Regions from separate parts of the Homo sapiens genome. Here region 1 is linked to region 2. A link is an interaction called in ENCODE POLR2A ChIA-PET data of the cell type or tissue named here. Cell type or tissue: Panc1. All regions are shown on one strand.

The links. Peaks named below come from ENCODE experiments on the same cell type or tissue, not always from the same donor. Only the 100,000 strongest peaks of a DNase experiment are listed, where the experiment ranks them.
Region 1: POLR2A ChIA-PET joins it to region 2 with 13 read pairs; 14 of 35 experiments call an interaction of 5 or more read pairs at or near these places.

What each region holds. Positions count from the first base shown.
Region 1 is chrX:154,526,723-154,531,722 of GRCh38, forward strand. G6PD (glucose-6-phosphate dehydrogenase) reads right to left here. Exons shown (of 13, transcript NM_001360016.2): 13 at 4,669-5,000. Among named protein-coding and RNA genes, the nearest start is that of FAM3A, 13 kb to the left of the region's middle. RefSeq lists enhancers at 122-271, 2,612-2,906. In Panc1, no CTCF peak of the experiment used is centred here; no DNase peak of the experiment used is centred here; H3K4me3 peaks cover 851 bases; H3K27ac peaks cover 1,382 bases.
Region 2 is chrX:154,448,204-154,453,203 of GRCh38, forward strand. FAM50A (family with sequence similarity 50 member A) reads left to right here. Exons shown (of 13, transcript NM_004699.4): 5 at 281-357; 6 at 487-553; 7 at 690-751; 8 at 1,018-1,094; 9 at 1,478-1,532; 10 at 1,680-1,728; 11 at 1,826-1,896; 12 at 2,006-2,116; 13 at 2,221-2,451. The coding sequence ends at 2,229. It overlaps MIR6858 (microRNA 6858), which reads left to right and starts at 2,117; the gene lies at 2,117-2,183. In Panc1, no CTCF peak of the experiment used is centred here; no DNase peak of the experiment used is centred here.

The sequences.
Region 1 (5,000 bases), 79 kb after region 2:
AATTTGGCCTTGCAAATGTGTGTGTGTGTGTGTGTGTGTGTATGAGTGTGTGTGTGTATATATATATATATTTATATATATATTTGAGACAGGGTCTTGCTGTGTGGCCCAGGCTGGAGTGCAATGGTGTGATCATGGCCCAAGTGAACCTCCCACCTCAGTCTCCTGAGTAGCTAGGACTACAGGCATGTGCCAACATGCCCGGCTAATTTTTGTATTATTGTAGAAACAGGGTTTCATCATGTTGCTCTGCTGGTCTGGAACTCTTGGGCTCAAGCAAAATGCCCAAAGTGCTGGGATTACAGGAGTGAGACACTGTGTCCAGCCATAGAGTCTCACTGTCCTTACAGAAAGCCAGAATTCAGTCTGCTTCTTGTTCCCTCAAAGCTTCCTCGAAGTGTTCTAGTGGAGGCGAGCAGTGAAGCTCTAGGAGGCAAGAGGCCTTCTCAGGGACCCCAGCTTTGGCCTGTATGTCTGGGTGTCGTCCTGGACTAGTCTGATCACGTCTCACAGCTGAGTTTCTCAGCTTCTCCTCCTGCAGTACAGGAAGGACAATCCCTTCCGACTGCTTCTCACAGGGAGAGGGCAGTGGTGAGCCTAGAAAATAAAGGCCCGAAGCCAGCCCCGCCCCATTTGTGCCTCTCCCTCCTCTCCTTTTCTGCTTCGCAGAGCAGACAATGCAACAGTCGCCCCCGCCCAGCTCAGCCTGAAGACCCCTTCTCCACTCCCATCCCTTTCTGGCTCAGCCACCCGGCAGTGGGCCAGGTTCGGATGGAGGGAGGGAGAGGAGCTGGAGAGAGTTTTAAGTACTCTCTGGGCTTCTCACATTGCTGGCTTCAGTGGTTGCTGGACGCAAATTGATGTGATGTCAGACACCGGCAGCAGAGAAGGAAGCTAAGGCATTTGGGTCTGTGCTGCTGTGGCACCTGGGACTCAGTGTGAAGGGATCAGGCTAGGTTTGAAATTCTCTTCCGGCTTAATAATTTGCAGGTCTGGGCTGGGAGGTAAAGCTCTGAGTACACTGCGAGTGTCAGGGGTCCGGCAGGGGGGCTCTTTCCAGCTCCTACCCACTCCCGCGTGGGGTGAAACCTTGAGAGATGAGACACCAATCCAGGGCCTCTGAAGACCCACGAGGTAGAGTGCACTTAACAGTAAATTGTGGGCTGGGTGCGGTGGCTCTTGCCTGTAATCCCAGCACTTTGAGAAGCCTAGGCGGGTGGATCACGGGGTCAAGAGATAGAGACCATCCTGACCAACATGGTGAAACCCCATCTCTACTAAAAATACAAAAATTAGCTGTGTGTGCTGGCGGGTGCCTGTAGTCCCAGCTACTTGGGAGGCTGAGGCAGGAGAATCACTTGACCCCAGGTGGTGGAGGTTGCAGTGAACTGAGATCGCGCCACTGCACTCCTGCACGCCAGCCTGGCGAAAGAGCAAGAGTCTGTCTCAAAAAAAAAAAAAAAGAAAAAGAAAAAAAGAAAAAAAAAAAGAGTAAATTGTGGCCAGGTGCGGTGGCCCATGCCTGTAATCCCAGCACTTTGAGAAGCCTAGGCGGGTGGATCACGGGGTCAAGAGATAGAGACCATCCTGACCAACATGGTGAAACCCCATCTCTACTAAAAATACAAAAATTAGCTGTGTGTGCTGGCGGGTGCCTGTAGTCCCAGCTACTTGGGAGGCTGAGGCAGGAGAATCACTTGACCCCAGGTGGTGGAGGTTGCAGTGAACTGAGATCACGCCACTGCACTCCTGCACGCCAGCCTGGCGAAAGAGCAAGAGTCTGTCTCAAAAAAAAAAAAAGAAAAAAAAGAAAAAAAGAAAAAAAAAAAGAGTAAATTGTGGCCAGGTGCGGTGGCCCATGCCTGTAATCCCAGCACTTTGGGAGGCTGAGGCGGGCGGATCACGGGAGTTCAAGATCAGCCTGGCCAGCATGGGGAAACCCCATCTCTACTAAAAATAAAAATTAGCTGGGCATGGTAGCGGGCGCCTGTAATACCAGCTACTCAGGATGCTGAGACAGAAGAATTGCTTGAACCTGGGAGGTAGAGGTTGCAGCGAGCAGAGATCGTGCCACTGCACTCCAGCCTGAGTGCCAGAGCCACACTCTGTCTCAAAAAACAAAAACAAAAACAAACAAAAAACCCGGTAAATTGCGGGGCCGAGTGCAGTGGCTCACGCCTGTAATCCCAGCACTTTGGGCCGCCAAGGCTGGGGGATCACCTAAGGTTAAGAGTTCGAGACCAACCTGCCCAACATGATGAAACCCCGTCTCTACTAAAAATACAAAAATTAGCCAGGCGTGGTGGCGTACACCTGTAGCCTCAGCTACTTGAGAGGCTGAGGCAGGAGAATCACTTGAACCCAGGAGGTGGAGGTTGCAGTGAGCCGAGATCACGCCAGTGTAGTCCAGACTGGGCGACAGAGCAAAACTCCATCTCAAAAAAAAAAAAAAAAAAAAAAAAAAAAAAAAGAGTACATTGCAGGCCAAGCGTGGTGGCTCACGCCTGTAGACCCAGCTACTCAGGAGGCTGAGGTAGGAGGATGCTTGAACCTGGGAGGTGGAAGCTGCAGTGAGTTGTGATTGCGTCACTGCACTCCAACCTGGGCAACAGAGTGAGATCCAGTCTCAAAAAAAAAAAAAAAAAAAAAAAAAAAAGCAAATTGTGGCTGAATTCTTTGGCATTGCAGGCAGAGAAGGGGTGAAAACAGGGCTCCAGCCTTGAACCGGTCAGCAGGGGTCAGGGAGGCTGAGTGAGTCACCCTATGGAATGGGCCAGGGTGGATCTGGGCTCACAGGCAAGGGCCTCAGTGCTCCTGTGAGCTCCAAGGGGCTGGGGAGGACTGCCTTCTTGTTCAGGGTACAGCTCGTGTTGTTTTCTCGGGCTTATGTCCATGTCTCAGTGTGGACACCCGCAACTGAGGTGACAGTGGAATGCCCTGACCTGATCTCTCATTCTCTCCCATTGTGGACCCAGTGCTGTCCTCACCTGGGACCTCCTGCCTCCACCCAAGTAGGCGCCCAGAGCTGAAGGGACAGTTGCCTGATGGGTTCAGGTGCCAGTGGATGGTCTTCCACCTCCCGGGTTCAAGCGATTGTCCTGCCTCAGCCTCCTGAGTAGCTGGGACCACAGGTGCCCGCCACCACGCCTGGCAAATTTTTGTATTTTTTTTGGTAGGGACATGTTTTCGTCATGTTGGTCAGGCTGGTCTTGAACTTCTGGCCTCAAGTGATCTGCCCATCTTGGCTTCCTAAAGTGCTGAGATTACACGCTTGAGCCACTGCGCCTGGCCTTACTTGGGTGTTGTTCCCTGCCCTGGAACCTACCCTGCTTAGCCTTACCACACCCCATCAGCCCCCAGCCCAACCCGACTCTCAGCCTTGCCACAGCCCCTTCTGGAGGCCACAGGAACCAGGACAAGAGGACTAAAACCACTGCCCCTGTGGCCGAAGCCTGGCCCCCAATCCTGTGCACACAGAGCCCACTGAGCCTGTGACCTGTCCTTGGCCCCCATCAAGCTCCTTTCCCTATCTAGGGTCCAGGTGAACTTGGCATACTTCCTCCCTCTGAAAACTCAAGAGGTGCCACTCCCCATTCAGGGCACAGGAAGAGCAAGAATTGAACACCGGGATGCAGCATGTGTCCCTGTTGCCACAGGTCTCACCAGAGGCCTCCTTCATTCTACGACATCGGGCCCTGCTACCTGCAGCGCCCAGGGTGCGCGTCCTCACCTGTGCTGCGGGTGGAACACTCCTCCCTGGCCACTTTCCAGGCCACTGGTTTGCTCTCCGCAAAGGACAAATCCCAGCACCACCTGGTTATTTTGTTCCCTGCCGGCCTCACCTCCTAGAACCCGGGCCACAAGTGCAGGGACCATAGTGTCTGGTTTCGCCATCTCCCTGGCAGGACACATGCTGCACTGAAACACCCAGGGGCTGTGTGGGGAGCAGTGCAGGGGCTGAACAGCGGCCCCCAAATACATGTCTCCTGGGAGTTCCTGATGTGGCCTTATTTGGAAATAGGAGGTCTGCAGATGTCGCTGAGTTAGGACATAGAAGTCACACCATGGGGAGGCCACGAGAAGACAGGCAGAGTGAGTGGAGTGAGGTGACCACCAGCCCAAGATGCCTGGTTCCCCAGGAGCTGGAGAGGGCAGGAAGGACCCTCCCCTTGGGCCTCTGGCGGGAGTGCTGGATCTTGGACTCTGGCCTCCAGAACTGGGAGAATCAGCCTATGTTGAGAGCTGCCCAGTGTGTGGCCCTTCTGCCTGGAAGGGGTGGCTGGGCCTGGCTGTGCATCACTGTGGACTGTCCCCTCTCCCTTGGCCTCTGACATCAGTCACAAAACCCATCCCCTCTCCTTCCTAAATACTTCTGTGGACTGGCAGTGTTGCTGGAAGTCATCTTGGGTGGGGCAGGGACATGGACAGTAAGAGCGGAAGGTGACCCCACATCCTTGCACCTCAAGCTGGTCTCACAATGACAATATGCGTGGAGCGGAGGAGGACTCAGGAGGTGTCTCTGACACCAAACATGGTCATGGCTGGACATGGGGTCAGAACCAGAAGTGAGGAGGCTCCTCAGTGGCCACAGAGGAAGCACCCGGGTGACTTGGGGAGTGGGACAAGGAAGTGGGTCCTCAGGGAAGCAAATGACAAGGGGACAGGAGGGGCTGTTTGCGGATTTAATGGCAGGGCATTGAGGTTGGGAGGGGTCCCAGCTGCTGCGTCTGCTTTTCTTATAGCAGAGAGGCTGCCTACGGGTGGCACGGGGTGGCCATGGAGTGCAGAGTTGGTGGGACAGGGGACATCCAGGGGGCTCGAGATGTTGCTGGTGACAAGGAATGTCAAGTGGCACTGAGGCTGGCGGGCAAGGCCACAGGCAGATTCTCTCACGTGGGTGCTCGCCCCTTTCCTCCCCCTCGTCCCTCCCTCCCACCCTGGCCCCACTCAGGAGTGAGACCCAGTGGCCAATAAGCTCTGGGACAGACGAATGGGCGCCC
Region 2 (5,000 bases):
TACTACAGGTGCGCCACCACACCCGGCTGATTTTTTTGAGTTTTAGTAGAGACGAGGTCTTGCTATGTTGCCCATGCTGGTCTCCACCTCCTGGGCTCAAGTGATCCTTCTGCCTCATCCTCCCCAAGTGTTGGGTTGACAAGCGTGAGCCTCTGTGCCCGCCCTAGGCTTGTCTTCTAGATCGACTGTTCTCAAGGTATGCTTGGGGGACCCTGGGCGTCGGCCATATCAAAATCATTTTTATAATAATGCTATGATATTCGGCTTCCTTTTGTTCCAGAGATCACCACGAAGAAGAGAAAACTGGGGAAGAACCCAGACGTTGACACAAGCTTCTTGCCTGATCGAGACCGTGAGGTAAAGGCTGCCTGGCCCTGACCCCGGCCTCGACTCCAGCCCTGGTGGAGACCCTTGCTTAGGGAGCCAGGCTCTGCGTGCACCCTGAGCAGCCCTGGGCCTCACCTGTCTGCCTGCTCCCTCTCCCAGGAGGAGGAGAATCGGCTTCGGGAAGAGCTGCGGCAGGAGTGGGAAGCCAAGCAGGAGAAGATCAAGAGTGAGTGTTTGCGGAGTCAGACGCGAGGGGCCTGGGCCCAAGCCAGCTTCCCTGTCCACAGTCTCCTGGGTGGTGCGCTGAGCCCCAAGGCTGCTCTCAGTGGGGCTGGAGACCAAGAGGCAGCTCTGCCTTGTAGGTGAGGAGATCGAGATCACCTTCAGCTACTGGGATGGCTCTGGGCACCGGCGGACAGTCAAGGTAGGCAGCGTGCAGCCTGCTTCCTGCTCACCATGGGCCCAGCCTCCCTCAGGTTCCGTGGGAAGGAACTGACCTTCCTGACTTGGGAAGCCCCAGGGATCCTGAGGATAACTGGCTCCAGGGCCTGGCCCCCTGTCTGGGGAGTGAGGCCCAGGCCTGGCTGAGGCTCTGCAGCGTCTGGCAGGGCCCTCTGGGCCTCTGCCTTGTTGAGAGCCCTTCTGCAGGCTTCCGCCTTCCCTTCCCAACTCCTGGATTCCCGGATACAGATGAGAAAGGGCAACACCATGCAGCAGTTCCTGCAGAAGGCGCTCGAGATCCTTCGGAAAGACTTCAGTGAGCTGAGGTGTGAGGTGTGCGTGTGTGCACGGTGGTGTGTGTGGCACCTGTGGCTCCAGCCTGGGTGCCAGACACCCAGTGTGATGTGGGCGCTGTCTGGGCAAGCAAGCAGCGTGCTGGGCACTCTCCTCCCAAAAGAGGGGGTCAGGCTCCTCTTCCCTTCCCTCCCACCAGAGAGCTTTGCTGAGAGCGGCCTGCCTTGGTTCCTTAGCCCAAAGGTGGAGGGTGCTGGGCGCCAGTCCTGTGCTCACTAAACCATGGAGCTTCCCTCACAGCCAACTGGCCGCTGCTTCCCAGCCCCAGCATGGGCTCTCCTGGGCTGGCTGTCTCCTCCCTCCCTGGGCAGGGGTGCTGTCCTCTTGCCCACGCCCTCCTGCCTTCCTCCCTCAGGTCCGCAGGGGTGGAGCAGCTCATGTACATCAAGGAGGACTTGATCATCCCTCACGTGAGTCCCTTCAGCCCCAGTACCCGCAGTGGGTGCAGCACCCTGGGCTTTGGCTCAGGCTGGTGGGGGCAGTGTGCGCAGGCGGGGGGTGTGGGGAGGGGCCGAGATGGACCATCAAGACGCCGCTTTCCTGCCCTTGGCTCCCAGCATCACAGCTTCTACGACTTCATCGTCACCAAGGCACGGGGGAAGAGTGGTGAGTGCCGCCGACCCAGCCGCCCCCATAGCACCTTGCCGCCGATGTTGTCACTGGGGCAGCAGCGGGACATTGGGCTGTCACTTCTCCCCTGCAGGACCACTCTTCAACTTTGATGTTCATGACGATGTGCGGTTGCTCAGTGACGCCACTGTGGAGAAGGATGAGGTACAGCGTAGGGGGCCGTGTGAGGGGGAACGGGTGTCCCTGGGCTATGGAGGAGAAGCCAAGGGAAGGGGAGGTCAGCAGGCGGCCCTGTGCCCTCTTCCTCCCTTAGTCCCATGCAGGCAAGGTGGTGCTGAGGAGCTGGTACGAGAAGAACAAGCACATCTTTCCCGCCAGCCGCTGGGAACCCTACGACCCTGAAAAGAAGTGGGACAAGTACACGGTGAGGAGGGGCTGGCAGGGACCCCTCCAAGTTGGGGACGGCAGCCAGCCCCTGCTCACCCCTCGCCTTCCTTGTCTCCTCTGCCCACCTTGTCCTCACACTAGATCCGCTGAGCATCCAGGAGGCTGCGCGGCCCCGGCTCCTCAGCTCCCTCAGTGTGCCCCGTGGTGTCACCGGGACTCCAGGCACCCGCTCCCCTGCGACCATGCCAGGCACGCTGGGAGGAGGACGGCAGCTGCTCGTGTCCTGCCCCTGCCACATCAGTGACTGCTTTATTCTTTTCCAATAAAGAAGTGCACGTGTCAGAGCTGGAGCGCCTGCATTGTGAGAAACCATTTGTGTTCGGACCAAATTCATTTGTCATTTTGACCATTTAAAACTGTACAATTTGGTGGCATTTAGCACATTTGCCATGTTGTGTAGTCATCACCCTGGTCTGCTTCCAGGACATTCTCATCCCTCCAAAGGCCCTGTGGCCATAGGCAGGCTCCTCCCCTCACATCCCCCCACCAGGCTCTCATGTGCTTTCTGTCTCCATGGATTGACCTGTTCTGGACGTGTCATACGTGCCTGGGGAGTCTGTCACCGTGGCAGCCCCACCATCCCTGAGGTGTCTTTGTGGCACTGTGCTTCTTGACCGTGGGCACCTGTCCTTGGGCGGTGGTGGCTCTGGTGGGTGGGAAGGGGGTTCCTCCCCAGGCCTCTCTCCCAGGCCCTTGGGCTCCTGTTGAGTTTCCCGTAGGGGACGTGGCCGTCCTGTGGCCACGAAAACCCATCCTGCCTTCCTTGCTGTGGGCCGTCCCAGCACAGTCGTTCTGCTGTGGTGCCCTGTGCTCGACACTTGCCTGCCCTGCCCTAGCTAGCCCTGCTCAGACAGCCCTTGGGGCAGGATCCAGATCGGGGGTAGGTCCAGGACCCCTACTCTGCCACCTCAGCAGCTGATTCCCCAAGTTCCACTTGGCTAAGCTGAGGCAGGCAGGCCTGGCTCCAGGAGGCTGAGGAAGGCCAGCTGACAGCTCCCTGTTTCCTCCCCTGGCCTGAAGCCAAGAAGAAAGGGCAGGGGATAGCCCCTCACTGGCCAGGATCACCCCAGCCCTGGGTCTGGCCTCCCCTTCCTGGCAAATGTGGAGATCTGATGGTGCCCGATAGTGCAGAGGCCCAGTGTCTCATTCAGCGTGGCCGGGAAGTAGCCACCTGGCGTCACTAGGAATAGAGATGAGAGTAGACTAATGTTTTCTTTCTTTTCTTTTCCTTCCCTCCTTCCTTCCTTCTTCCTTCCTTCCTTCCTTCTTTCTTCCCTCCCCTCCCCTCCCCTCTCCTTCCTTTCCTCTTTCTTTTTTTTTTTTGAGACTGGGTCTTGCTCTGTCTCCCAGGCTGGAGTGCAGTGGTGCAATCTCAGCTCGCTGCAGCCCCCACCTCCTGGGCTCAAGTGATCCTCCCGCCTCAGCCTCCTGAGTAGCTGGGACTACAGGTGTGCACCACAATGCCCAGCTATTTTTATTTTTATGTACATGAAAATTGGAACAGAATTAAAAAAAAATTTTTTTTGTAGAGATGGGATATTGCTCTGTTGCCCAGGCTGGTCTCGAACTGCTGGGCTCAAGTGATCCTGCCACCTCAGCCTCCCAAATTGCTGGGATTGCAGGTGTGAGCCACTGTGTTTGGCTGAGTAGGCTATTTGATGCTCTGGAACCAGATAAGGTCACCAAGGATCAGTGTGTGCCAGGGGTGGTCACCCACTTTGCTCACCCGGGCCTCGTTCCTGGGGGCTGTGTGTGTAGAAAACAGAGAGGGAAACAAACAAAACAAAATGTAGAACAAGATGAGCTGGCCTTTGTGGCGTGGAGACATTTAAGCTGACATCCAAATGACAAGAAGTCAGCCATTCCGATGCGGGAGGGAGTGTTCCAGGCAGAGGGAACACCAAGTCTGGGTCAAAAGTGAGCTGGAGGCCGGGTGCAGTGGCTCATGCCTGTAATCCCAGCACTTTGGGAGGCTGAGGCGGGTGGATCACTTGAGGTCGGGAGTTCGAGACCAGCCTGACCAACATGGTGAAACCCCGTCTCTACTAAAAATACAAAAATTAGCTGGGCGTGGTGGCAGGTGCCTGTTATCTCAGCTACTCAGGAGGCTGAAGCAGGAGAATCGCTTGAACCCGGGAGGCGGATGTTGCAGTGAGCCGAAATCACGGCACCGCATTCCAGCCTGGATGACAAGAGAGAAACGCCGTCTCAAAAAAAAAAAAAAAAAGAAAGAAAAAAGGTGAGCTGGGCTGGAACAAGGGGAAGCTACCTTTTTCCCTCATCTTCACTGTCCAGCAGAAGCCATGTATTCAGGCGGTTCCCATGTCAGCATGGAAGCCAGTTCCTGCAATGTCCCCAACAGAGATGTGCTTTTCTTCACTGCCTGCTTACCTGTTCTCTTTCTCTAGACAAAGACAAGCTCCTACGGCTGCTCCTCCTGGCCCTCACCTTTCTCGCATGAAAGGTATTGCGCTTGCATGCTGTTCGACACCGTGTGATATAGTGTCCATTAGCGATATATCCCAATACTCGGCATCTTTCCACATGGGTGCATAGAGACCCTCATTCTCTCTTCAGCTGCAGAGTCAGCATGGCAGATATTGGCCAACTCCACTCCTTAGGGCCTGCCCACTTGGCAGCCTCATGGGCAGGATGAGGGCCGGCTCCCCCAGCCTTGCCCACACAGTGCCCTCACTCGCCGCCAGGAGACGCGTGCCAAGCTGAGATGGAGACATGGTTTCTCAGCATGGGGTTTTGTTTCTTCTTTGTGTTTTTAATTTTTTCAACTGAGGAAAAATTCACATAACAGAAAAGTAGCCATTAACCATTTTAAAGTTTACAATTTGGTGGCATTTGGTACA